Regions from separate parts of the Homo sapiens genome. Here regions 2, 3, 4, 5, 6 and 7 are each linked to region 1. Evidence: chromatin loops called from intact Hi-C (ENCODE). Cell type or tissue: endothelial cell of umbilical vein. All regions are shown on one strand. Region 1 overlaps TIAM2 (TIAM Rac1 associated GEF 2). Region 2 overlaps TIAM2 (TIAM Rac1 associated GEF 2). Region 3 overlaps IPCEF1 (interaction protein for cytohesin exchange factors 1). Region 4 has its middle 57 kb from the start of SCAF8. Region 5 has its middle 74 kb from the start of NOX3. Region 6 has its middle 14 kb from the start of MIR1273C. Region 7 has its middle 66 kb from the start of TIAM2.

The links. A loop is a pair of places that touch in the nucleus more often than their neighbours do. Peaks named below come from ENCODE experiments on the same cell type or tissue, not always from the same donor. Only the 100,000 strongest peaks of a DNase experiment are listed, where the experiment ranks them.
Region 2: a loop joins it to region 1, with 8 times the contacts of the local background. A loop is called at or near these places in 5 of 110 quality-filtered maps.
Region 3: a loop joins it to region 1, with 7 times the contacts of the local background. A loop is called at or near these places in 5 of 110 quality-filtered maps.
Region 4: a loop joins it to region 1, with 20 times the contacts of the local background. A loop is called at or near these places in 68 of 110 quality-filtered maps.
Region 5: it touches region 1 in a loop (9-fold over the local background); 18 of 110 quality-filtered maps call a loop at or near these places.
Region 6: it touches region 1 in a loop (18-fold over the local background); 74 of 110 quality-filtered maps call a loop at or near these places.
Region 7: it touches region 1 in a loop (18-fold over the local background); 101 of 110 quality-filtered maps call a loop at or near these places.

Annotation. Positions count from the first base shown.
Region 1 is chr6:155,173,176-155,177,175 of GRCh38, forward strand. TIAM2 (TIAM Rac1 associated GEF 2) reads left to right here. Exons shown (of 27, transcript NM_012454.4): 10 at 3,641-3,802. Among named protein-coding and RNA genes, the nearest start is that of CLDN20, 89 kb to the right of the region's middle. RefSeq lists an enhancer at 1,804-1,863 and a silencer at 3,357-3,486. In endothelial cell of umbilical vein, a CTCF peak has its summit at 1,755 (motif pointing left); DNase peaks (open chromatin) are centred at 1,116 and 1,716; H3K27ac peaks cover 995 bases.
Region 2 is chr6:155,101,118-155,105,117 of GRCh38, forward strand. All of the region lies in intron 2 of TIAM2 (TIAM Rac1 associated GEF 2), which reads left to right. Among named protein-coding and RNA genes, the nearest start is that of TIAM2, 110 kb to the left of the region's middle. In endothelial cell of umbilical vein, no CTCF peak of the experiment used is centred here; a DNase peak (open chromatin) is centred at 2,174; H3K27ac peaks cover 554 bases.
Region 3 is chr6:154,154,647-154,158,646 of GRCh38, forward strand. It overlaps IPCEF1 (interaction protein for cytohesin exchange factors 1), which reads right to left. Exons shown (of 12, transcript NM_001130700.2): 12 at 1-4,000. It also overlaps a transcript of OPRM1 not described here. Among named protein-coding and RNA genes, the nearest start is that of OPRM1, 120 kb to the left of the region's middle. In endothelial cell of umbilical vein, a CTCF peak has its summit at 1,558; a DNase peak (open chromatin) is centred at 1,565.
Region 4 is chr6:154,674,195-154,678,194 of GRCh38, forward strand. No RefSeq gene overlaps it. Among named protein-coding and RNA genes, the nearest start is that of SCAF8, 57 kb to the right of the region's middle. In endothelial cell of umbilical vein, a CTCF peak has its summit at 1,570 (motif pointing right); a DNase peak (open chromatin) is centred at 1,597.
Region 5 is chr6:155,528,174-155,532,173 of GRCh38, forward strand. No RefSeq gene overlaps it. Among named protein-coding and RNA genes, the nearest start is that of NOX3, 74 kb to the left of the region's middle. In endothelial cell of umbilical vein, a CTCF peak has its summit at 2,288 (motif pointing left); DNase peaks (open chromatin) are centred at 1,038 and 2,248; H3K27ac peaks cover 2,226 bases.
Region 6 is chr6:154,865,773-154,869,772 of GRCh38, forward strand. No RefSeq gene overlaps it. Among named protein-coding and RNA genes, the nearest start is that of MIR1273C, 14 kb to the left of the region's middle. In endothelial cell of umbilical vein, a CTCF peak has its summit at 2,487 (motif pointing right); a DNase peak (open chromatin) is centred at 2,499; H3K27ac peaks cover 481 bases.
Region 7 is chr6:154,926,995-154,930,994 of GRCh38, forward strand. No RefSeq gene overlaps it. Among named protein-coding and RNA genes, the nearest start is that of TIAM2, 66 kb to the right of the region's middle. In endothelial cell of umbilical vein, a CTCF peak has its summit at 1,535 (motif pointing right); a DNase peak (open chromatin) is centred at 1,547.

The DNA.
Region 1 (4,000 bases):
TGTGTGTGTGTGTGTGTGTGTGTGTGTCTGTCTGTCTGTCTGCCTAACACACACCAAAAATTACATTTAACTTTTCATTGAGGGACTCTCTTGAGAGGGTCTTACTCTTTGATGGCCTTGGCTTTGATAGGCGTCTTCTCTTCTATGGTTCACTAGATCTTGGGTCAACAGTGTAGACTCAGAAAACCATTGCTCAGAGCAGTTGTAGCACAGCACCTTGTTTAATGGATTTTAATAGGATTATTTCTTTTGTCCTTCCATCCTTCCATCTATCTGCACACTTTTCTCTTGTCCAGAACTTATTCTCCTTCAATAATCTGTTAATTTTTCTTCTCGAAGCTTCCAGAGAGCATTAAGAACTTGACACTATGTCAACAGATTTGAGTAAGATACTGAAAACGGACAGCGTTTACCCTTCTGCCTGTAATATGACTGTGAATTTCTAGTTGTATCCAGCTCAGCACTGAAGTTTTGGGTGTGTCCTGGGTGTGGGACGCACTGTGTTAATGGCTGAGGGAGAATGAGGATGCAGAAGACAAAGCCTCTGCTGGTATTCATCTTCTCCTGGTGCGGGACTTAGAAGTGACTCTCCTGTGAGCTGGGCTTTGCCAAATGCTGTACCAGGGACATAGGAGAGTAAACTCATCTAAGTGAGAGGACTTGAGGGCAGAGAAAGGAGAGATAGGAGAGAATTCATAAGACAGGGGCATTTTAAACCAGGTTGGAGGGTATATATGGTTTCAGCACTGACTCTACTTGTAAGGACGGTACAGCAGAGAGAGGAGATGGAAGTGAGCACCGGTGTGGAGCAGGAGCATGCCACTCCCTTCTGGGGAATGTTCCCTGAGCCATTCTGTTCAATGGGAACATGGTGTGTGGCTTAGAATAATGGAAAGTAATCAGGAGATTTGGGTTGCACCCATTTTATATAAAGGGAGTTAACTGCCAGGCGGGCATTCTGTGTAGTATAGTGGTGGTGTGAACCAGCTCATCCCAGACTTCCACCCTTCAGATCCCCGGAGTACCATAGGCACTAGTTGTGTAAACTTGGGCAAGTTTCTAGAATTTCCTGAGCCATATTTTTCTTGCCTTTTCCATAGGAAGTGATGATGGTGCCTTCCTGAGAGGGCTGGCTGTGAGTGGTGAGTGAACTGATGGCACATCAGGAGCTTGTTTCATTTGGTCTCACGAGATGCAGTCTTTTTTTTTTTTTGAGATGGAGCCTCCCTCTGTCGCCCAGGCTGGAGTGCAGTGGCACGATCTTGGCTCACTGCAACCTCTGCCTCCCAGGTTCAAGCTGTTCTCCTGCCTCAGCCTCCTGAGTAGCTGGGGCTACAGACGCGTGCCACCATGCCCGGATAATTTTTATTTTTAGTAGAGATAGGGTTTTACCATGTTGGCCAGGCTGGTCTTGAACTCATGACCTTAGGTGATCCACTGGCCTCGGCCTCCCAAAGTGCTGGAATTACAGACGTGAGCCATGGCGCCCGGCCAAGTGATACAGTCTTTCTCTGATTGTCAGTAACGGTGAGAACAAGAGGGTGTGAAGGCACAGTGTTAATTTGTACTGCTCATGTTCCTCCCACACCTGTTTATCCATAATTACGTTCTTCCTGATCTCCAAAAGTGCAGCAGTAAATTAATTGCTCTGTCACCCTCAGTGGGAGCCTGTGACTTCCTCCGGGCCTTGTTCTTTGTGATGTTTCTTACTCCACAGTGACCTCTGCTGGGTTTTAGTTTGCTTCTCAACAAGCCTGGTTTCAGAGGTGGGGCCTGCACCTTTAAGGCAGCATCTGTTTGTTGCTAAGCACCGGGTTGAAATCACTGCCCAGATGAAAAGTACCCGAGAGAATGAACCAGGGAAAAAAATGTGCCTGTGTAAGACAAGAGCCTTTAGCAGAGAGTGTCCGGGCTGGTTCCTGGCATCCCTGGCTCCTTGCATCTGGTCCTGTCTTTTCCTTTGGCATTGGCACGTGTGGGGATGTGCATTCTGGCTGTGATCATCCTTCCAGAAAAATGTACTGAAAGCGACAGATCCAAGACAAATCCAGAAATGTCACTTCAAAATTGAGCACCATGTTTTCAAAAAGATGGCACAGAGAGACAGATTTTTCCCTTGCTTTCTTCTTTTAAATTTCTTTACGATGTCTCTTCTAGTTTTTAAATCCTGCATAGGAGGATCTTTTACTTTGTATTTAAAAATGCATGGAATTCAAAGTAAAATCACCCATTAATGATAACTTTAAAGTATGATGAATGATATATAATAATGTGATAGTATTGAATCTACAGGTGACATTTTCTGGTATGTAAGGTGTTTCACATAAGTGACCTCTTTTGCTCACAAAAACTTAAGTAACAAGTAATTTTTTCAATATGAATTATATTAATAATATCCTCTTTTACAAAACAGGAGCTGAATCGTACGTAGCAAGGTAAATCTTGTCCTAGGCCACACTTTGCTGGTAGAGTCTGTGACTTTTGATTTCGAAGCCCCAAATCTTTTCTTTACTGCTATGTGAATATAAGAACCTACCCAGAGAGAAACATGTCTACATCGCTTAAGAAATGTATGCTATTTTTGTTATGAATTACAAAAGGACGTATTAGCATGAAGTCAGCAATTGTTGTGATGATGTAGTTGGCACACTACACTTTTTTGGGAAAGGCTTCCTGAAGGTGGTATTCTTTGAGATGATTTTCCAACAGTGTCTATGTGTGAGATAGCTGAAGGATAGAGAAAAGATTTCCCAGGACTATGGGTTAATTTTAAGGAACAAATAGATTTCTGTCAGTGATGAGTCAGGCTAAAATTAAAAAGAAGAAACAAAGACAAAAACACAGATAGTCTTAGAAGAGAAAGCTTGTGCTGGATTAAGTGCAGTTCAGAGTCAGGATGGCAGGCAGATGTCAGTGACCATGGACAAGGTGTGTCTGGAATTCAGTGGGAGGTCAGAGAGGGATTATGGCTGAGATGCAGGCTTCACAGTGGCCCTTCTCAACCATGATCCCAGAGCAGTAAGCGTGGATACTCAGCAGCCCTTACATGGATTGCGGTGTTCTTTTTTTATTTTTTGAGACAGACTCTTACTCTGTTGCCCAGGCTGGAGTGCAGTGGCATGATCTTGGCTCACTGCAACCTCTGCCTCCCAGGTTCAAGCGATTCTTCTGCCTCAGCTTCCCAAGTAGCTGGGACTACAGGCGCACGTCAGCACACCTGGCTAATTTTTGTATTTTTAGTAGAGACGCTGTTTCACCATGTTGGCCAGGCTGGTCTCGAACTCCTGACCTCAGGTGATCCACCCGCCTTGGCCTCCCAAAGTGCTGGGATTACAGGCGTGAGCCACCGTTCCCAGCCGGATTGTGGTGTTCTAACTTGGCATAAGCGGTCAATTGACACAGTGGAAAGAACACAGGACAGGCAGTCACTAACTTTCACTCTGCTTCCCATGGCTGCAGTTTCATCTGATAAAATGAGTGAGGAAACGTTGTCAGCCTCAGAGGGCTGTGAGAAGCCAGTGATGTGAAGCGTGTGAGCGTTTACTCTAAATACTCCGTAAATGAACAGGACATTTGGCCGGTGGTTTCCTTCATTTGTTAATCAAATTTGTCTGCATTTTCTTTTGGCATCTACAAACAGGTCGATGAACTTCTGCATATATATGGTTCAACAGTAGACGGTGTTCCCCGAGACAATGCATGGGAAATCCAGACTTATGTCCACTTTCAGGACAATCACGGAGTTACTGTAGGGATCAAGCCAGAGCACAGAGTAGAAGATATTTTGACTTTGGCATGCAAGGTAACGGATTTTGCTGCAGAAATATATTTCTGAATAGAAATAATCATTAATGTTGCAATCTTATGCCTTCTAAATTCATGTGATATTCAAGGGCCCAGTTTCCATGCCAGGGAACATATTAGCATATTTATTAGTTAATATATTTATTAGCATATTCATTAATTTGCATTCTATTCCTTGATCTCTTTAGAAGAATGA
Region 2 (4,000 bases), 72 kb before region 1:
GGAAACCTTTGGTTTTAGAAACAGACTTCCTAAATTTGGGCCTTTTGATCAAATGGGGAGAAAAATCAGCTCCCCCGGTAATGTTTCTGAGGATCTCAGGATTCTCAGGCAGATACTTGGTGTGCCTCATTTTCTTCTAGTCTTGCCTTCATCTGGGACATTTTTGCTACCGCATTTCTCAAGGTCTGTGTTCCTTCAGCCTACGTTATTCAAAGTATTGCTTTTTCATCAGAAACAGTGTGGGGAAGCCCTCTTCAGCACATGAATATTGCCGAGGTTTTTTGCCCATTAATGTAATTACATCCAAGGTGCACATTTACGTTTGTGAGGGATTATTTAATCTTTTGTAATCCTGGTTGGGTAAAAGTAATTTATATTTTTAATCTCTACTTATGATTGTTATTCTTTTATTTTTACTTTTCTTCCTTGACTATAGCTAAGCAGTAAGGAGTGGTGCTTGGTCAGATGTTCTGTCAGAAGCATTCTGTGTTTGACCTGAGAAGTAAAGAATATGGAAGGAGTTTTTATTGTTTTCTTCTTTGAATTCTAAGCAGAGAGGTTATTTCTGATAGTTCACATTACTTTAGAACATTTATTTATTTATTTATTTAGAGACAGAGTCTTGCTCTGTTGCCCAGGCTGGAGTACAGTGGTGCAATCTCGGCTCACTGCAGCCTCTGCCTCTCGGGTTCTCCTGCCTCAGCCTCCCGAGTAGCTGAGACTACAGGTGGACACTGCCACGCCTGGCTATTTTTTGTATTTTTTTAGTAGAGATGCGGTTTCACCATGTTGGCTAGGATGGTCTTGATCTCCTGACCTCATGATCTGCCTGCCTTGGCCTCCCAAAGTGCTGGGATTACAGGCATGAGCAACCGTGCCGGCCTTTTTTTTTTGAGACACAGTCTCACTTTGTCGCCCAGGCTGGAGTAAGTGCAGTGGCACTATCTTAGCTCATTGCAACCTCTGCCATCTGGGTTCAAGTGATTCTTCCACCTCAGCCTCCCAAATAGCTAGGGCTACAGGTGCGTGCCACCATGCCTGGCTAATTTTGGGGCAGAAATGGGGTATCACTGTGTTGGCCAGGCTGGTCTTGGACTCCTGACCTCAAGTGGTCTGCCTGTCTTGGCCTCCCAAAGTGCTGGGATTACAGGTGTGAATCACTGCATCTGGCCTAGAACTTATATTTTTAATGTCAGTTTTTCTTATAATTATTTATAGATTAGAACATGTTATTTACATTTCTTATTTGTGATAGGCATTATGATTGTCAACCCCACTTTATGATGAAGGATATGGGATTCAGGAAGCCTCTAAGTTTTGAAGAGATGAATTGCTAGCCCAGATCTACTGGTTTTGAAGCCTGAGATGTTTCCACTATTCCCTTATTTTTATTAATAATAATTTGTCATGTGATAGTGGCTCTCAAACTTTTCATTCTGGGGGTGTTCCAATGCCCCATCTTATCATTTTATATTCTCCAGCTCTTCTCTGGATAGGAACAGAAACCCTCAAGAATATATCTTTGCATGCATGTGTGCACATGCAGTCTAGGATATTCAGGTTTTTTATTACAGTCAGGTTTGCAACAATTTTTGCATAGTTTTTGACTAGGTATTAGTAAAACATGGTGTTTTTTATGGATTAATTTATTGTGTGTGTGTGTGTGTGTGTGTGTGTGTGTGTGTGTGTGTGTATACATATATTTTCCTCCCAACATTTTATTAAGAAAATTTGCAAGAATATAGAAAAATCAAAAGAATTGTATAGTGAACACCCATAAACCCACCACTTGATTCTATAATTGTTAATAGCTTGCCATTTTTGCTTTTACATGGGTCATTTTACATTGTATCCTTCAAAATAGAATACTTCGTAAGTGGTAATTTACATTTTTCTCAGAGATCTTTGCCAAGGAATTTAATTTTAGATGCCTGTTAACACATATGTCCTGTTATATTATTATCTCAGAATAAAGCATTAGAAAGATCAAGTCTAGTTTTATGATTTGGAACTCTCTGGTTTTTGTAATTTTAGGATGGAGAACTAAATTGACAGTATACGACTGTAGTTGGGCAGTCTAAAGAACTTGAGAAACCTTACATAGTTTGAAACCCCAAGTGACTTTATAAATTCATAGAACTAAAGTCATTTGGGTGACCTCAGTAATAAAAAATGAAATCAGACAATGCAAAACCATCGGAAATATCTGAGGAATGTTGGAGATAATTCATGTGTACAGGAGGTTCTGGCAGAGAAGGGATCTACATATAAAATGTATCAAAAGGTCAGAATTGTTTTAAGAAAACCTAGAAGCAGGAATTAGTGGCCGGGCGCGGTAGCTCACGCCTGTAATCCTAGCACTTTGGGAGGCTGAGGCGGGTGGATCACCTGAGATCAGGAGTTCAAGACCAGCCTGGCCAACATGGTGAAACCCTGTCTCTTCTAAAAATACAAAAATTAGCCGGGTGTGGTGGTGCATGCCTGTGATCCCAGCTACTCGGGAGGCTGAGGCAGGAGAATCACTTGAACCCAGGAGGCGGAGGTTGCGGTGAGCCGAGATAGCACTATTGCACTCCAGCCTGGGCAACAGAGTGAGACTCTGTCTCAAAAAAAAAAAAAAAAAAAAAAGGAATTAGAGTAGGGGCATGCAAATATTTCCATGCAATTAATTGTTCTTCTGATCTTTTTTTTGCTCTCTGATACATATCTCTTTAAATTTCCTTCTCCTGCACAATTTTTCTTCCCTTTGTATCACAGAGTCCCTTTTCTGTCTTAATGTGGAAGGCTTTCATTTACACTGGCTGTTATTTTATTTTATTTTACCTATTTTAGTAACAGAAATGAGGCTGCTGGGTCTGAAGGAAGCAGAGCTCATGATTTAATAGCATTCATTCTTCTTCTGTATTTACCTCACACACACACACCCCCCCCCCCACACCCCCACACACCCCCACACACCAAATTAACATTTTGGGAATTCCCGTGTTTTGTGTTATGTGACTTGGCCTCCGTGGCAACCTCTGACTTCAGTCCCGGGGCTTGTGGTTACTTGGGTGGTACATCCTTGTGCTGCCGCCTGTTGCTGGCCAGCTCTGTGACCTTTTGCAAGTCACTTAAGGTCTCTGTTTCTTTATCTGTAATTCCAGAGGGTTGGACTAGGGAATTTTGCAGGTTTATCCCACCAGCACTAAAAATTCCCTGTTCTGTGTTCACATTAACATTTTTTCTCTCCTCCCTGCGCTTCTCCCCTGACCCCGCCCTGACTTAAATGTTTTGTGCTCAGGCTAATTTTTATAACTATTACACTGATGGTCTTCAATAATGGCTCTTATTATTGGCCAATTAAGATTAGAAAGCATGGCCGGCACGGTGGGTCACACCTGTCATCCCAGCACTTTGGGAGGCCAAGGTGGGCAGATCATGAGGTCAGGAGATCGAGACCATCCTGGCTAACACAGTGAAACCCCGTCTCTACTAAAAATACAAAAAATTAGCTGGGCGTGGTGGCGGGCGCTTGTAGTCCCAGCTACTAGGGAGGCTGAGGCAGGGGAATCGCTTGAACCCGGGAGGCGGAGGTTGCCGTGAGCCGAGATCGTGCCTCTGCACTCCAGCCTGGGCAACAGAGAGAGACTCTGTCTCAAAAAAAAAAAAAAATTATAAAGCATACCTTCAAGTGTATAATAACTTCATGTGGAAAAAGATTGTGTGTGTGCCTATATGGGTAGATGGATGTATGTGTATGTAAAATACAGTTTTCATCCAGATAAGGAATTAAAGGCTTATCTGTCTATGGTAGAGGCTGGTCTGTAATATTAGGTAAAAATCTTTCTGTTGGATATGTAGATCCTTTTTCTTTTGAGATAGGGTCTCAGTCTGTCACCCAGGCTGGAGTGCAGTGGTGCAGTCATGGCTCACTGCAGCCTTGACCTCCCCAGGCTCAATAGATCCTCCCACCTCAGCTCCCAAGTAACTGGGACTACTGGCATGCACTACCACACCT
Region 3 (4,000 bases), 1.0 Mb before region 1:
GCAACACTGCAGGACAAAAATGAACACCAGTAGTATATTTCAACTTTTTTTTCATGTCATTTGCCTAGATATATTTTTTTCTTATTTTTATTTTTATCTTACAAGTCAACCTCAAAAACATAAAGCAGGAGAGAAATGAGCCATGCCTCTTTTTCAGTTTAGAGGGGTAGCTGACACAGGATGAGAGCACAGTAAAACTTAAGCTAAGATTTCCACATTAATATCTTGCCCCCAAACACCATGCAGTGCTAAAAGTCACATTCCCATCATGCAAGCACATTAAAATATATGGCGATTAAAACTCCTGGTTTCTATTTTACGGCATTTGCTCTTTCCACGAGGCACACTTCCCTTTTGGGCTAAAGGTTAAAAAAAAAAAATTCAAATACAATGAAGAATCCATTATTTTCAATGTTTTCTATGTGGTTCTGGGGTCATGTGGGAAAGAACTGAGATGTGCTGAAGAGGCAAGGGAATTGCTTCCTGCCCCACGACACAGAGAAACGTGTGTCTGCTCAATGCCTCATTCAAGGAGACGAGTGGCTTTCTGTGAGGAGAGAAATTATCCCCCTTCCACAGTCCATTTCATACAGGCTGCAAACATTTAGTTTCAGGGACTTTTATTTTCAATTATGTATTACAAAACCCTGGGCAGGGCAGTCATCTCCCAGTTCTAGGATTCAATTTCTCCTGTGAGGTATACAAAAGAAATTGGAAGAGAAATAAATTGGAAAACCACAATTGGATATCATATTCTTGTTAGACTGAAGAAGAAATGCCCCCTAAAACTATGTGGATATGGCAGCTTTTCTGTACTTAACATTACTCATTAAATCATGTATGTGGCTATATCAAAATACTGTCTTTCGGCCAGGTGTGGTGGCTCACACCTGTAATCCCAGCACTCTGGGAGGCAGAGGCAGGCAGATCACCTGAGGTCAGGAGTTTGAAACCAGCCTGGGCAACATGGTAAACCCCGGTCTCTACTAAAAATATAAAAATTAGCCGGGCGTAGTCCCAGCTACTCGGGAGGCTGAGGCAGGAGAATCACTTCAACCAGGGAGGCAGAGGTTGCAGTGAGCTAAAATCGTGCCACTGCACTCCAGCCTGGGCAACAGAGCAAGACTCTGTCTAAAAAAAGAAAAAAAAAAGTATTTCTTACTAAGAGATAATGTACCTATGAATTTAAACATGTCTTAAATTTGAATAGCACTTCTTTTCAAAAGACTTAAAAATATTTTTTCTTTGAATCTGTTTCATCTCTGTGACATTGTTTGTGACTGGAGTGCTACCTGAGTAAATTATCATGATTACATGAAAAGCAATTAAGAGAAGAAGGTCAAAGGACCAACCTCTAATCACTAAGTTTGGTCTCTAACATTTGACAGCACATGCCTCAAAAAGCAAACAAAATAAACACTCTCCATTTCTTTAAATATATGTTTTTCATCCAAGGATCACACAGCACCTCCCAAGTAGTCTAATGTACAGAAAGAAAAGAAAGGAAACACAGCATGATTAGGTGAAACCCCAATCCATAGACAGCCCGCCAGCAGGTTGAGGCAGGACCACTAGGAGGAGACTGTGCTCAAGCACAGAGAGGGCCCTTTAGGTTTCAAATGGAGAATTTAGCCAAACAGCCACCAGGGCCAGCCGTATGCTAAGCCCAGTGCAATGAAACACACGCTCCCAGTCAAACTTCTTGGTTTCCTAGTGGGCTATGTGCCAACAGCAACTTCACAAGGTAACAGGTGAAGCGAGGTGGGGGGCGGAGAGGAGGAAATGGGCAGAGAGCCGCTGGGAGTCCTGAGACTCAAGTTCCTGCTTCATCACTGGGGGCTCCGGGCCAGGCACTTCACTGTAATAATCCACAATCATCTCAGAGCATGGGGCAGCGGGAGGGGGCTGAAAACACACCAATTTGCAAACTACAAAGTGCTGTGTAAATGTAAGGCATGGGTTTCACATTGAAATCTGACTCCAAACACAATCTCTTTCTTACGCTTCCTGGAGTCTTTGTAATCCTATACTTTAGGAGTCTTTCTAGGCCTTTGATCCTATTCTGAGATTTGAGCTGTTGTGGCAAAACTAAGAATTCTTTAAAGCAAAAGACGCCCTTGCAATGCAGGGCTCAGAGTGTCTATTTGCAATATATCAACCAGTGAAGGCATCACATCAGGCTCCGTTCTGGATCTACAGGCTAACAACAGAGGGAAAAGGTCCTCTTCACAACCCCAAAGAGGAGTCCTCTCCAAATCCTAATCTTTAGCAGGTGCCACAGATTTGGATCTACGTGTGCTGAGAGATTCTCCACTTCCTTCCTGAGCAGCCATGGTTTTCTCTCTCATTCCACAGCTCACAGACACTGCAGGACTGGGTATAGGAATTGGCCCTTGGACCCCAGGAAACTACCCCAAATGCATTTCAGAGATGACCCGGTCTCAAGAAATATACTGAAAGTAATCCAGTTTTCCCAATATTCTTTGGACCAGAAAAGTGGCTTGAGGCCAAGAGAGAGAAGCCCATGTCTTCCTACATTAAGTGTCACGGAAAGTGTCACCCACTCTCCCTCTCACTCCTGTCTATCCCCCCACCCACGTCTTAGTGGCCACAGCCTAGGCTGAGAACTCACAGAAGCAGCCCTACTTTCTAGCACAACCTGGTCAAAAGCAAAATAATTTACAGGGGGAAAAACACGAATGAGCAGGCAATGGGGCTCCAGAAAGCCAGGTGCAAAATTGTGAAGTTCAGTTTCCCTTTCACTTTGGGAAGCTCTGCAAAGTAAGCTTTAACTAGCAAAGCAAAAACTTCTAGGCTAATGTTCTTGACTTTGAAAAATAAATTTAAGCCTTGGCTAAGTAATCCCAGGGATCTTTTTTGCCTTAAGTTTCAATGGTACTAAAGGAGTTTACAGTTGAAAGGCTGGGGAAATATGTCTTCACGAAAAGCCAAAGGAAAGCATTCAAAGCTATTCACAAACCCTGCTCAAAAGTGTCTGGAGCTCTTCAATTTAAGAAAAACTGGAAGTCTACAGGCTGGTGTTGCAAACCAAAGAAAAATAGGTGGAAGGGCACTTTATGTCACACTGTTATTTCTGCTATTGTTATTTGTTGTTCCTTCAATACTCTTTACATTGCCAATCCTAAATAATTTCCCTTCTGGTATCTGCTAATCACAGAAAGAATCAGTAATTTCCAGGGGCAAAAGGTTAAAGCACTGCTTTCCTAAACCAGGGCATCAGGGTGCAATCTGAGGATCTGAATGTTCTCTCTGTCAGGTCACCACAGGTCAAACTCATCTTCAGTGGCTTCCCTAGGTGGAGAAGTACCCACATGTTTGCTGGGCCAAACTGACTGGCCTGGCCTCTTATCTTAGAGAAGTTTCTAGCAGTACAACTTGCTTCTTGTTTTTTGTTTTTATTTCTTAATGCTAAGGTTGTTTTTTGTTTGTTTGTTTGTTTACAGAGTATTAAGGCTTCTTAGTAAAGCTTGGGGAACTATTCAACAACTATTTCCATTTTGTTTGCAGATATAATTCAGGTGGTTCCTTCCATTTGAATGTCAAGCCACACTTTGAAGCTATAAAACAAAATAGGTTGTGTGAACAATTTGTTACGGGTAGGCAGGGCCAACATGGGTACTTGGTGGGTTGTGGTTATTCCTATGGTGAGAAATATTCATGGTGATTAGTAAGGGAAGACTTTCATATTGTTTCTCTATAGCTCTCTTTAACACAATGATTTCTAAATTTCTATTAGTCTTTAATGAAAAGATGACATTAGTTGTGTTGCCTTTGGTCTAAGGTTTGCAGGCATAAATGGCACAAAGCTTAAAGTTTATTTAATAGAAAGGATAATCTAAGATGAAAGTCCTTTGCTGGTTAAAAGAGTGACTTACAAGAGATAGAAATCTAAATTTAAGAGCTCATGGGGGTTGGGGTGGGGAAGAAAATGAAAAATTATGAATGCATGCCCCATTTTTTTCCCACAAGATTTCCTGAG
Region 4 (4,000 bases), 500 kb before region 1:
CTCAAGGACCACATGGAGCAGCCTGGAGGCCTCCTCCAGCCCCAGCCAATATCCAGTGACTACACGGGATTTTATCACTGAGCTTTCTGTCACCTCCCACTGCCCCCGCTTCATTAATCTAACACCATCCTTGTGGCTACATCTCTACTCACAAAACCCTCTGAGACAGCCACAACCACCCCCATTCACACCCCTAGAATACCTTTGTCTCCGTGGGTTCTCCATCCAGATTACACAAGCACAAGTTTGTATCCTCCATCTTGCAGAACCTCTCCCCAATCCTTGGAACAAGAGTCATTTGTCCTCAGCTTTCTTCCAACAAAAAGATGGCCCAGAAAGATGGTCCAGAGATTACTCCTATCCCAGAATGATATAAACTACAAGATTTTTGTTTTAATAAAAATAGCTGGGCTAGGCACCGTGGCTCACGCCTGTAATCCCCACACTTTGGGAGGCCAAGGTGGGTGGATCAGGAGTTGACGTCAGGAGTTCAAGACCAGCCTGGCCAACACAGTGAACCCTCGTCTCTACTGAAAATACAAAAATTAGCCAGGTGTGGTGGTGGGCGCCTGTAATCCCAGCTACTTGGGAGGCTGAGACGGGGAGAATTGCTTGAACCTGGGAGACAGAGGCTGCAGTGAGCCGAGATCGCATCACTGCACTCCAGCCTGGGTGACAGAGCGAGACTCCATCTCAAAGAAATAAAATCAAATAGCTAACAGTTGTTGAGTGTTTTACTTCACACTGGGTATTGTTCTAATCTCTGTGGTTTAGGTACATTTATCTCCATTTTAAGCCAAGGAAACTGAGGCACAGAAAAGTTAAGTAACCTGCTCAAAGCAAAAACTTAGTAATTGGCAAAGCATTTGTGTTGTTTTTGTTGTTGCTATTGTTGTTGTTGTTTGAGACAGGGTCTCACTCTGTCACCCAGGCTGGAGTACAATGGTGTGATCATGGCTCATTGCAGCCCCAGCCTTCCCGAGCTCAAGCAATTCTCCTACCTCAGCCTCCTAAGTAGCTGGGACGACAAGCGTGTACCACCATGCCTGGCTAATTTTTTTTTTTTTTTTGTACTTTTTGTAGAGTTGGGGTTTCGCCATTTTGCCAGGCTGGCCTCCAACTCCTGAGTTCAAGCAATCCTCCTGCCTTAGCTTCCCAAAGTGTTGAGATTACAAGCATGAGCCATCATGCCTGGCCACAAAGCCTTTGTTTTAACCCTGCTTCGACTCCAGATCCTGTGCTCTTACTACTAAAATTATATAGTATTTCAATATCAAACAGCCCATGAATGCAAAACGATACACCCATAAAATAGGATGTAATCGCCAAAATCTAATTCTATTGCATCTAGAAGATCTTTATCCACAGTGAAAAGAGTTGAACATCATTGACAGGTTTGAATACATTCAATATTTATACTCTTACCTCCCCCCACCATTACAAATTGTCTAAATGGCATTCTAAGCCTTTATGAATTCAATTAAAAAGAAAAATGCCAAGGCCTGCTCGCTAGAGGTCGCTCTCCTAACTATGGGGTCCTGTTAGTCTTATAGAGTAAGACAGCAGAGTAGGCCAAGAAAGTGATGGCAGCAGCCATCAGTGTGACCAGCAGATGGCATTAGAGTCCCACAGATCCTGAGATTGAGCCATAGCTAAGCAACTTCACTAGGCATACCACATCTGTCAAGGCAGGTTATGCTAAGCTTATTATTTTCACAAACGTTTAAATATAACGCTATTTGGTTGTCAAGATAGTCCACCCAAAACTCATACACAACTCATCTTCTGGGAAAACAGAATAAGTAAGATGTGTTGCTAGAAATAAGGTAGTGAAGGAAAAAAATAAGAGGATTGATTGACAGGAATGAAAACTCAGACTGGATTTTGAGGCTGTTTCTGGATGGCTTCCACCAAAAACCATAGACCCATCTAAGATCAGGGATACAAGGAGGGCTCATGGCTTCCAGCATTTTCCATTGGCCCTCAGCAAGGTGCTCCCCAAGATCAGCGGTCAAGAGAGGTGGTCAATACACACCAGGTTACGTGAGGACTTGGTTATTCTAGAGGAACCCAGAACACAAGTCCATGGCCTTTTCAACCATGTTAGGCGTTGGAGGCCACGTCAGCCCCCATGGATCCACTCTACAACTTTATAAAGAATTTGTTAGGCACCAGTGGCTTGCTTCAGAGTTCTAGTTCCTATGCTGTCAGGGAGTCTACAGCATCCCTATCCACAACTTACCTCCAGGATTTTGCTTAATTTCTGTGGAAAGCGATCTCAACTTCCCAGTTCACACACAGATGCAACCAGCATGAGACATTCCTAGAAATCAACAACCTTTGGTGACTGGTCTATCTCATGCTATTCTACATACTGCTTGCTCACTTCACAAATACGACATTCCAAGAGCACAAGGCTATCTGGTAAGGATGAGTATGGAGATAAATATTAACATCTTTTTACTGTGATGATTTAGCTGGAATAATTAAAACTTATATTTCCACTTATGAAGACTCTGCCTTTTGTTTTTTTAATAGAGATGGAGTCTCGCCATGTTGCCCAGGCTGGTCTCGAATTTCTGGGATCAGGCAATCCTTCTGCCTCGGTGGTAAGATTACAGGTGTGAGCCACCGTGCTCGACCTGAAGATTCTGTTTTACCGCAAGTAAAACCTACCCCCCTTTATCAACACTGTAGAGACTGTTAATAAGTGGCGCTTCTCAGAGCCAAGTACTGAGAGCAACAGTCACATCTTGAATGATGACCGAGACCAGCAACAAGTACTTCTACTTGTATTTTTACTGACTTTAGTTTAAAAATTTTTACTCATTTTAGTTTTAAAAGTATGTCTTTTTAAAGATATATATACATTTAAAGTATATCTTTTTTAACATATACTTTTATATCTTGAGATGTAAACCGAGAAAGGTGAAAGCACTAAGGAAAACCACTTTTTAGGCAGGCTGGGGTACTTAGAATAGACCATTCATAGAAGAAAGATTTAAAGGAACCAGAGAGCTCAACCCAAGAGACAGAACACATATCTGGACTTGTTTGTGCACATCTTCTGAATGCCTTTGTAGAGGACTTCCCTTCTCCTTGAACTGTTCTCTCTAACTCCTTGTTCTGCCTATAAATCCTACTCATCATTTAAAGTTTTTGTTGTTGTTGTTGATTTTGTTGTTGTTGTTGTTTTTGTTTTTGAGACAGGGTCTCGCTCAGTCGTCCAGGCTGGAGTGCAGTGGCTCGATCTCAGCTCACTGCAACCTCCGTCTCCCGGGTTCAAGCAATTCTCCTGCCTCAGCCTCCTCAGTAGCTGGGATCACAGGCACACACCACCATGCCCAGTTAATTTTTCTGTTTTTAGTAGAGATAGGCTTTTGCCATGTTGGCCAGGCTGGTCTTGAACTCCTGGTCTCAAGTGATCCACCCCTCCTTGGCCTCCCAAAGTGCTGGGATTACAGGCATGAGTCACCATGCCTGGCCTAACGTTAAATTTAAATAGTTCCTCCCCTGTAAAATATTCTCCAACCTCCTCAACCACGGTCAGAATCAACAGCTCCAACGTCTCACCCCTCAGTATGTTTTACAAATTGCCATCATTTGTAAAAATCTATCCCATAGTAATAAAAGCGAACAAAGTGCCATTATTAAAGAGTTTATCAATTAAGTCATTGTCAGGCAGGTGACTTGCTGCAGTGGGCTTAGGGGTTAAGAACACAGGCTCCAGCAGCAGACGGTGGCGTTAATTCTTGGTTCTTCCACATACTAGCTGTGTGGTCTCAGGTACGTCATTAAACTTGACCCTGCCTTGTGTCCTCATCCATAAAATGGAGGCAACAGGTCCAGGCGTGGTGGCTCAGGCCTGTAATCCCAGCACCTTGGGAGGCTGAGGCTGCAGGACCACTCGAGCCCAGGAGTTCAAGACCAGCCTGGGCAACATAGTGAGACCACATCTCCACAAAAATGTTTAAAAATTAGCCAGGCATGGTGGTGTATG
Region 5 (4,000 bases), 350 kb after region 1:
TGGTTCGACAAATTCCCAATACATTAACATGTTTTTGACCTTTATCCAGGGTCAATCTAAGAAATGGCTTTATGAAGAATACCTCTCTATCATTTGTAAAATTGCTATTAAACACAATGTTAATTTATGTTTCTTATAAAACACACTTGCATTCAATCTCTCTGATTTTTTTTATTTTTTATTTTTTAGTTTGGGAATGTTTGTCTATTTTTCTTATGTGACTATATTCTTCATTTATTATAAAATGAGAATGATATCACCCATTCTGTTTTCTCTTTACCTAGCCTCTAGGAAATCCAGAGTCTATGTTTATATGAAATTTAATAATTATTTAGCCCAGATTTCTGGCATCATTACCAACATCATCACTATTAAGCATTACATCATTGCTTTGTATTTCTTTGTGAATGAACTTTAATCCTGTTACGGATTTAACTGTAATTTCTGAGCTTGTATTCCTTATCAAACAGCAGGGAAGTCTCCCAATTTGTCATTGGAAGGCTTTTCACTTCTGTGCTATTACCTATTGAAGCATTTCTCAAATGTTTAAAAACTGTCCCTAAAGGCAGAAAGAATGAATGAAAATCCTGAAGGGGTTTGGGAGTGTATCTCAAGTAGCTCAGTGCTGGCATAATATTTCTTTGTATTTTATGTTTTATCTCCTCCAAAAACACATCTGCATTTTTTAGAGATAAAAAGATAATTTTTAAATCACTTATCAGTCAACATACTTACCTTTTCCTTTTTAAATCTTTGAGTAAAATTAATACTCAAGGTAGATGTACTATTTTTATCTTGTGACTTTGAAACCCCTTTGATTCCTGACACTAAATGTAACACAAGAGAGACATTGAGAGCTGAAAGTAAACCTGCAAATAACCTTTCCCAATCCCTTCATTTCCTGTGTAATGAAACTTGGGTACAGAAAAGTTCAACCAAGATCTCCCAGAATAGATTTTGTTTCTGGTCTCCTGGGCCAAAGGACTTCCTGTTACATCACATGCCTCATTCTATGGCCTTGCAGCCTAATGAATCATACAAGAAGGCAGGATCAGATGATCTGCAGCTCCCTTTCCAGCCCTACTATTTTGTTTTTGTGCTTCTGAAAGCCATGACTACACTGAGCTCAATAATATAAGTGGAGTTAAAAATAATTAAAGACGTCAATAGCTGTCATGAAGATGCCCAATATTGTGTAAAGTAGTTTGCATCCTAAACACACGACTCACATGAGAATATTTTGAAGGATGCAGCAATGCTCCTAGAACACTCTGTACACAGAGGTGGGTGAAAGTTTGCATTTAAATTTCAACGTTCTGTTCACCTCTATTTTTATATCAGAATGTAAATGTCACAAAGACAGATATCATCAACAGGGGGATATTGTTTGTACGTATCAGTTTCTGGATATAGATTCAGGTCCCTGAGTTATTATTCTTTAGTTAGTGCTGTCCAATAGAGCTTTCTGGGGTCATGAAATGTTTAATATCTGCTCTGTACAGTATGGTGGCCACGAGCCTCATGCGGCTATTGAACACATGAAATGTGGCTAGTGCAACCAAAGATCTGAATTTTATTATTTATTTATTTATTTTTATTTACTTATTATTATTATTATTTTTTGAGGTGGAGTCTTGTCTTGCTCTGTTACCCAGGATGGAGTGCAGTGGCACGATCTCGGCTCACTGAAACCTCCGCTTCCTGGGTTCAAGTGATTCTCCTGCCTCAGCCTCCCAAGTAGCTGGGACCACAGGCGCCTGCCACCTCACCCAGCTAATTTTTGTATTTTTAATAGAGACAGGGTTTCATCATGTTGACCCGGCTGGTCTCCAACTCCTGACCTCAAGTGATCCACCCGCCTAGGCCTCCCAAAGCGCTGGGATTACAGGATGAGCCACTGCACCTGGCCTGAAGATCTGAATCTTAAAAGTTAAGTGTAATAAATGTAAATAGCACATATGGCTTCTGGTGACTGTATTGGACAGTGCAGCCTCTGGGTCTTATAAAAGAGGAGAGATATAGAATTGGAGGAATGAGGTGATCAACTTTCAAAACACAGATACGAAGAACAGGCAAGTCATTTTCTTTTACTTCAAGTCTTTCCAAAGATATCAAATTAATCATTGTTAATCATATTAAGAAATATCTCAGGAGAGGAAAAATATTTATCTTTTTCTTAAAAAAAAGACAATTTAGTGACAGTCATAAAATTAACTGCTTTAAAACGGGGGAAAAAAGTGAACACTAATGCCATCTTGTGGATTCTGGATGCTGGGACATGCTCAGGTTTTGTGAACGTGTGTTCAGTGACAAGCCATGAAGTCCAGAGAGTAGTCACATTTGCCTTTCAGTTATATATTTTGAATGTGTTTGCATGAATTATAGCCAGAGGGCTTCAAAGAATATCCACACATTAAAAATCAATCTTGAAAAAATAAATAATCTTTTATTCTTGATTGACTTGAATGGCTGATAAAGGATGGGCAACTATCTGAATTCAGTAACAATGAGTTTTTGAAAAAAAAAATCATAGTTGGCGCCTGTTTGGGTTCATTTCTATAACAATAATTTAAAACATTTTCCCAATGTCTTCCTTTACCTCTTTAAAGTATCATGGAAAATAAAAAGGAGATACAAAAAAGTGCTTAGAAATTTTCAAGATCCTTGAATCAAAACAGAACTATCTTTCTATATTTTATATATCTGAAAATGTTTTTGATTGTCATGTATAGTTATATTTGCTTCATCACATACCAACACACACACACACACACACACACACACACACACACACACTCCTGCAGTTATTCAGTTCCCTTTTCTCATCTCATATTCCTGTCATTAAATGAGTTGTACGGCCCTCTAGGACAAGAACTCTGCCTTTGGTACCATAGTGCTTGTCAAATATTAAGTGTAATTTACACTTATTAATTGATTTGTCTTCTGGATCTCCTTCTGCTAAGGCTCTCACAGATACTCTCCTGGCACAAACAAGGATATAGGAATTGTTTTTATCCTATAAAATGCTTATCTGATAAAGTTAAAAGGTAATAAAAATGATTTTACATACATGATGGCGATAAGGAGGAAAAATCCTGCACGTGTAATTATGATGAGGCATAAGGAAGAAGAGATGATGATGTATACTTTTTTTCTTTCTATCTGGCCCAAAATGGTGCTGATGATTTGTATTGGAGACATCTTTTAAATATAGTATTAATAAATAGACTTTAAATTATTTGTTTGGAAATTTAAATGTCATCATTGTGTTAGGGTGTTCAATAAGCCTAAATTTGAAGGGAGGACATTGTAATTAATGATGAATTCAGAATTCTGAATTTAGAATTCTGGAAATTTAATCTAGAAAGTAATAAATCATGTGTATTGATGTATCCATGAGGCAGAGATTGAAGAGAGGAGAGGAGAGGAGGGACATCAGAAGCTCAAGCATCAAAAGATTATTTGTCTCCAAAAAAGAATTTATTGGTGCTATAAAGTGGAACAGGAAGACACAATACTGTTCTATAGAAAGAAATTGAGGATTTTGAACATATTGTGATGAACATAAAGTGCAATGTGTGCTGTAAAAGATAAAAACATCAAGTCTGAGGCAGCAAGTCCAATAGAAATGGATTAGGAAGAGTAGCTAAAGCTGTAATAAGAGACACGGTCATTTAGGTTCACCGGTGGAATCAGGAGAAAAGAGCTTCCTAGATCATTGACATAAAAAGAGACTAGAAGGCTTAGCTTTTGCTGGGAATAGGAGAACATATAGACCCAGAAAAAGATATCTGAGAAATAAGAGACAAATCAAGTGTAATTCTCAAGATATAGAGAAGACAGCAATATTAAAGATACTAAAGCTGACAATAATAAAGTTTACCATGTGAAAACCAGGATCATTTCAAATGAAAGGAGAGAGTTCTTTCCCTGCCTTATATCCTGTTTCAGGAATAAATTTATTTTCCAAACATAGGTCAATAAAATAATAGTAACAGAT
Region 6 (4,000 bases), 310 kb before region 1:
TTGGCCAGGCTGGTCTCGAACTCCTGACCTCAAGTGATCCACCCACCTCGGCCTCCCAAAGTGCTGGGATTACAGGTGTGAGCCACCATGCCCGGCTGTGATTTAATGTTTATAATTTTAAAACCCATGAATGTTTTCAGGGAATTAGAGTTAACTTTTAGAAAATTGCTTTTGTAGTGTCCTGTGTTATCCTTATGTGAGTAAAGCATTATCCTGTAGGCTGAGAGTAGAGAGTACAAAACAGAGGCCAGGCCCTGATGGATTCACCATGAGGCTTCACTCTTTCTCTTCACCTTTCACTACTGAAAGCTGTTAGTATGTGTCTATTCACTATGTGATCCTAGGACATATTTTACTGATATGATTATTTGAGTAGGAGTTGTGTGGTGGCAATTGTGGGTTGTTTTTTTTGGCGGGGCCGGGGTAGGGGGTTGAGACAGGGTCTGGAGTGCAGTGGCATGATCTCAGCTCACTGCAGCTTTGACTGCCTGAGCTCACGCAATTCTCTTGCCTCAGCCTCCTGAGTAGCTGGGACCACAGAAAGGAACCACCATACCCAGCTGATTTTAAAAATTATTTGTAGAGGGGAGGTCCTGCTATATTGCCTGGGCTGGTCTCAAACTCCTGGGCCCAGGCGATCCTCCCACCTTGGCCTCCCAAATTGCTGAGATTACAGACATGAGCCACTATGCCTGGCCCAGCAATTGCTTTAACAGTGGTTAATACGGATATTCCTTGAGCCAGAAGCATAATTTTCCCCATCTGATGCCCAAAATATGAAAGGAAAGAGAAGACATTTACAGGTCTGCAGAAGCAGGGCCCCACAAGGTGGCTACAGATATTATTATGTGGGGCAGGGGTAGGGGAGGGAGGCAGTAGGGAGTTGTATGAAAAGTTTAGATCATTTTTTAGTAAAAACTCCATCTTTTAAGGGCGAATTATTTAAAATATGTCCTTATAGGCTGGGCGCGGTGGCTTATGCCTGTAATCCCAGCACTTTGGGAGGCCAAGGTGGGCAGATCACCTGAGGTCAGGAGTTCGAGACCAGCCTGGCCAACGTGGCGAAACCCTGTCTCTACTAAAAATACAAAAATTAGCTGGGCATGATGGTGCACGCCTGTAATCCCAGCTACCCGGGAGGCTGAGGTACGAGAATCGCTTGAACCTGGGAGGCAGAGGTTGCGGTGAGCCGAGATCGCGCCACTGCCCTCCTGCCTGGGTGCCAGAGCAAGACTCCATCTCAAAATAAAATAATGAAATAAAATATGTTCTTATAGTTACTTGTATAGCAGTCATATTTTCCCTAAGTGCTGGTTCCTTAGGAGCAAGGACTATGCCTTGTCACCCTTGTATCCCCAGCAGTGCCTTGCATGTAGTACAGCAAATATGGGCTGATTAATTAATAAACAGAAATAGTGAGATGTGCCATACACATATGCAAGTCCTAGTTATCAAAGTTAAATAAAAATGTCTTCATTTTTCCCAATTCATTACTCTTACTAAGCAATGAATAATTTCTTGAAAAGGAACTCTGTTACATGTATTCTGGGCAAAAACTGGCTAACTCACTAGTTCACAGCTATTTTTATTATACTTTGTTAAAACAAACAAAATGGGCAAGATTAAGGATGCTGTATTCTCCCGCTCTTGGAATGAAATTTGGTTTGAGTGTTCATCACTGAAAAGTATCATTTTAAATTCTTTTCTACTTCATTTTCTGCAGTGGAAAGTTACGGAAATACAGTTTGAAGGAAATAATTTCAGCCTACAATAATTAAAAATATTGCCATGGGTTTTTAAAAACTGATTTTCCTTTGAACTCTTGTACAGTATTTTGATGTGCATGACAAATAATGACATATATGGAGGCTGTCTTTGACGTCAGCATCTCACTTGGCATTGTTTCACATGCAGGTAAAACTTGCCTATTGGAAGTTTCTTTAAATGTAATAAACCTACCTACAGTTTATTTCTGATAGCCTTTGGGATTTAAGAGAGAAAACCAATACTTTAATTGTTTTAAAATCAAGGAAGCAAAATATCTGTGGGAAGGTGAGCTACTTAGCATTCAACAATGCAAAGTTTCAAAGCATTTTGCAAATTTTAAATATACGCTATAATTCTTCTATAATTGGTGTCTTTGGTACTTTTTGGGTAAATTGGAGTTATTCCAAAATAATTATATTTTATAGCACTTTTGACACCATAACACTTAGCAGCAGGATTTTTAAATTAAAGTACTGTTTAGTTCTTTGCATTCTGTGATATTATGTGTATGGACAACTTTAATTGAAATGTCTAATTCTGGTAGAGGAGGAGATCTCATTAATTGAAAATTATAAAAGGTTTCAAAAAGTAAGTATTTTTAAAATTGTATCTTTTCTTTTTGGTGTCCTTTTCAAAGAATAAATATTCTTAGTTGTGCCTCCGAAAATCACTTACGGAGCAAATTGCACTTCGGGATTCTATACTTGTACCAGTAGAGGTCACTGTGCACCTATAAAAGGAAACCCAGTGCTTGCTTCTAGGGATGAGCTAGTTATCCTAGAATGTTATAACTAATAACATGAGCTAGTTATCCTAGAATGTTATAACTAATAACAATCATTGATATTTCTGGGAACGTAACCAAATTCCCACCCCACTCCCACCTCACCTCTTAACAAAATCACTTGCCTGTTATCTATCACCTGAGAGTCACCTGTTACTGTCTGTCCACATAATGGAAGCGTATTCTGATGAGGTTAAGTAGAGCCCCGGCACACTGTCTCATAGTATACTTAGGTGAATCAGCCAAAGCACCAGAAACTATGATTTCACAGAAGCAGCCATTCAAACTCTCAGTTTCAGAGTTTGAAAGAACTTTAACATTCATCAGATTCAGCATCTGAGATGGGGTTGGAGACTTTTTCATCTATTCTTAACATTTAATTTGCAAATCCAAAATTGTTTCAAAGGTATTCTTTTCAGTACTGTCGTCCATTTAAGAATGAGATTTTACTTATTAAAACTGTTTAGACGTTTACAGTATTATAGTGTCCATGCTACATAGTGTTTGATTCTCTGAGTGTCCAACAAAATATTCGTAGAATATTGTTTTATATGATTATCGCCACAGAGGTTTCTGATAACAGAGGAGTATGTGAGAACTGAACAAAATGCTGGTTTGTTATAAAACTGCAATGGTGCCCTTACCAGATAGTCAAAACAAATGTGTAAATCTCCAATCAGCCTTGTGCAATGACCCAAGTTCCTGTGAAGGTGGCTGTAAAAGGTGATAAAGGAATGTCGTGAATGGAGCAAGCAGCGGGGAATCATAGACCAATGTGATTGGGCCTCAGTTTACAGAAGGAGAATACAATGTAGGTGCTTTCATGGTTCCCTTCAGCTCTAACACTCTCATCTTCAGTGCAGAGGGCACATTGCAGTGGTTAGCAACATGGGTCCTGGAGAGAGTGCCTGGATTTGAGTTATGACTCTGCCACTTAGTAGTCATGAGGTTATCTTATAGTTATCCTTTCTGCACCTGTTTCGACATCTGTAAAATGGGCTTGATACTAGTACCTGCCTCATAGCATTGTGGTATGCAGTCATTGAGTTATATAGGTAAAGTACTTAGAATAGTACATAGAATGTAGTAAATACTCAATCTGCTATAATTGCATACCCATTTTTTTCCTAAATAGAACTCATGCTGGGATATGGTAGCTGAATTCTTAAACCTCACTCTATTGACTGCTCTCTGAGGATCAAAACAGAGTATATTCTGTGTTTTCACTAACTCTTAATGAATAACATCTATGTCAAGGAACCAGATGTGTATAGAATCTTTAATGATTTAAATTTTCTCTACTTTTTTTTATTTAAAGCTCTTCCTGTGCTCATTCTTGTACAATGAGTTTTTTTTTTAAATCTGGAATTTTTTCTGTGGAGTACATAATCACATTTTTAGTTGCTGTTTTTAGTGACTCATATTGATGCTTTTTTTGCAATTAAATGT
Region 7 (4,000 bases), 250 kb before region 1:
GGGCATTGGAACTGTGCGGGTAGCTTTGGCTGAACCATGAAAATCGGGCAAGTGACTTAATCAACTCATCCTCTGGACTGTGCTTGTTCAAGTGTCATATGCACAACACCTTAAATTTGCTGTTGTTTTAAGTTAGCATACAACGTCCTGAATGATGGTTTAAAAAAAAAAAAGAAAAAAATGAATTTTTTTTCTAAAGTTGAAAGAGTGTAATAATCAGGGACACAAGGAGCAGATTTAGTGTTTTTTGTTCTTTTTATTGGTGTCCTGCTCTTCATTAGAGTCTTTTTTTTTTTTCTTTCCCGAGACGGAGTCTTGCTCTGTTGCCCAGGCTGGAGTGCAGTGGTGCAATCTCAGCTCACTGCAACCTCTGCCTCCTGGGTTCAAGCGATTCTCCTGCCTCAGCCTCCCGAGTAGCTGGGATTACAGGTGCGCCACCCCATGCCTAGCTAATTTTTGTGTTCTTGCTAGAGAAAAGGGTTTACTGTGTTGACCAGGCTGATCTCGAACTCTTGATCTCGTGATCTGCCGGCTCGGCCTCCCAAAGAGCCGGGATTACAGGTGTGAGCCACCGCGCCTGGCCCCATTAGAGTCTTACAAGCATAGATAGTATCAGTAGCACCAGCACGCACAAAGGCTCCCTCTGCACTGGGTCCTGTGCTCCAGGCTCTGTGTGCATTTTATTAATTCTCTTCACAACCCTCTGAAGTAGATTCTCTTATCACCCTAATTTTGCACATGGCTTAAGGGGATTAAAAAACTTCCCCCAAGGCCAGGCGTGGTGGCTTATACCTGTAATCCCAGCACTTTGGGAGGCCTAGGCAGGTGAATCACTTGAGCCCAGGAGTTCGAGACCAGCCTGGGCAATATGGCGGAAACCTCCATCTCCACACAAAAATACTGAAAAATTAGCCTAGTGTGGTTGTGTGTGCCTGTGGTCCCAGCTACTTGGGAGGCTGAGGTGGGAGGATCACTTGAGCCCAGGAGGTCAAGGCTGCAATGAGCTATGATTGTGCCACTGCACTCTCAAAACAAACAAACAAAAACCTTCCCCAGGTTCACGCAAACTGGGAAGTGTCAGAATCAGTCTCGAAGCTCTGGTGCCTCTGATCAGGAGTCTTTCTCTTGACCACTGTGTGACACATCCACACCCACCAGCTGTCTCCCTGGAGAAAGCTTACCTTTTCGTGTTCAAGATAAGGAACAATATCAAAAATGAACAGGAGCACCAGAATGCTGGAATCATATTATATTTCTGATTGTTAGTGTATTTCTAGCTTTGTATTACTTTATATTTAAGGAATACATTTAGTGAAGCACTGTTTTGTTTTTTGTTTTTGCTTTTGCTTTTTTTCTGCTAGAGAGTATCTTGACTTTCAGGAGTTAGAACTCACTTCTAATAAGAAGATATTTACATCCGTAATTTAGCTGGTGTATCTTCTGGATTGATTGATTTTATTACCCTGCCATGCTGGAAGTGTGAATTCAGCCAAAGCATACAGATTTCAACATTTGTATAAAGGCTACCTCAAGAGGGCGCTCCTTGCAAGCCGTAGAGTTGTTTAGTTCTCTCCGGGCCTGACACTTGATTTTGGAGAGTATTTTCAGAGACTGCATTGCAATCCTGCATGAGTACAGAGGAAATTCATGGAAGAGCCATGAGGAAACATAACAGAAGTGCAGAAATCTGAGTCTTTAGGATGGAAGTTGTGAAGTTTCAGGGATTTCAATTTTTATAAAGATTAAAGAAAAACCTCTCAATTCTTTTCCTGTATAGAATCATAGAAGGGCTAGAAGAATTGCTTTTCTCTATTTTTAAGGACTTGGTAGGAGTGACGGTGGGAGAATTCTCAGCTCTTCTAGATAACCAATTACATCATTTAATATATTGATTTGATATCCTGAGGCAGATGGTATTAGGGTATTTGTTTTTGTTCTTTTAAAAATCATATTAGGGCCAGGTGAGGTGGCTCATGCCTGTAATCCCAGCACTTTGAGAGGCCGAGGTGGGTGGATCACCTGAAGTCAGGAGTTCAAGACCAGCTTAGCCAACATGGTGAAACCCCGTGTCTACTAATAATACAAAAATTAGCTGGGTGTGGTGGTGCACGCCTGTAATCCCAGCTACTTGGGAGGCTGAAGGTAGGAGAATCGCTTGAACCTGGGATGCGGAGGTTGCAGTGAGCTGAGATCACTCTATTGCACTCCAGCCTGGGCGACAAGAGCGAAACTCCATCTCTAAAAAATAAATAAATAAATATCATATTAACTCTTCTAAAAAAAATACAAAGAGGCACAGCTAAAAGGCAATAGGGAAATAAGAATGGAATTCTAAATAATGTTTAATTAATCCAGAAGAAGGTAAGAAAGGAGCAGAGGAATTTAAAAAACAGATGAGAGAAACTAAAAATAAATTCGAGCAGCAGACTTAAATGCAATCACATCAGTAGTTAACATTAAATATAAATTGACCAAACGGTCCAATTTAAAGACAGAAATTGTTAGGCTGCAGAAATAAAAACCCAACTCTATGCTGCCTTTAAATATAAATACAGATAAGTTGAAAGAAAAAAGATGGAATATGTCACACAAACAGTATGTTTTAGAAAGCTCGAATGGCCATATTAATATACAATAAAATAGACTTCAGGATGATATTACCAGAGGTAAAAGGGACAATTGTCCAGGAACATATAAGGCATAAAACTGTGTATGTCCAGTAATAGAGCTTAAAATACGTGAAGAAATATTGACAGGCCAGGCACCATGGTTCGCATCTATAATCCCTGCACTTTGAGAAGTCAAGGCGGGAGGATCGCTTAAGCCTAGGAGTTTAAGATCAGCCTGGGCAACATAGTGAGACCCTGTTGCTACAAAAAACTAAAAACTAGCTGGGCGTGGCAACACGCTCCGGTAGTCCCAGCTGTTCAGAAGGCTGGGGCAGGAGGATCTCTTGAGCCCAGGAGGTTGAGGCTGTAGTGATCTATGACTGTGCCACTGCACTCCAGCCTGGGCAACAGAGTGAGAGCCTGTCTTAAAAAAAAAAAAAAAAAAAAAAAAGGAAAGAAAACAAAAGATTGACAGAATTTACAGGAGTAATAGATAAATCCACCATCACAGTTGGCGATTTTAACATCCCTCTGTTAGTAATTGATAGAACAACTAGACAAAAGCACATTTATTCATCTAAATTGGCCATCCATGGTGGGGGCTGAGCTGCAGTCAGCTAATGGGTACTCTGCTCACGATGGTTTCTACTTCGTGTTCCTGGCTAATGAAGAAGCAGCTGTCTCAGCATCCTTTGTTACCCAGAGGACGTCTTGAGATTGATTACAGTTACTCCAAGGGTGAACCTGAGTCTTTACCTTGGCAAGCAAGTTATGGAGGATTTCCTCTTTACTCCAACACTTGAGATCAACCCTGTCGTCTAGACAGGATGAGTTTCTAGTGAACAGAGTAAATTGCTTCCACTCAAATAAGGCACCTATCTCCAAGGAGCACTTTGTAACTACCGTTTGCTACAACCCCAGGCTGCCGGGGAAGCAGGTTCCTCTGAGAGTCCTCAGTTTGATTACACTGATGGGCCCTTGAGCGCAGAGATTAGAGTTTTACCTATATAGTTAAGTGACACTTAAAGTCCAAGACCTATTATCTTCCAGCCATCCACTTCAGGACCAGATTAAATTCGGCTAGGACTGCTTAATAGGATTATGGAAACACAAGGACCAGCCTCATCCTCCTAGCTCCAGGCAGATTCCCCTCACCGCACCACTTATCAGTTCTCAGCCTAACCATCTCCTGAGAAGAGAATTTTTCAATTTCCTGCATTGATAGGATTTAACAGATTTCCGGGGCTGAGAAAATGGGGGCTTCCCACATTGTGAACGCTCTGTCTGGGTAACACAGAGGCCTTGTTTAGGTGAAAGCATCTTGTGTTTCTGTGTCAGTTAAGCCATGCGTGGTGATGGAGGCAGCACTGTCTGGACTGGTCTCAGAGCAA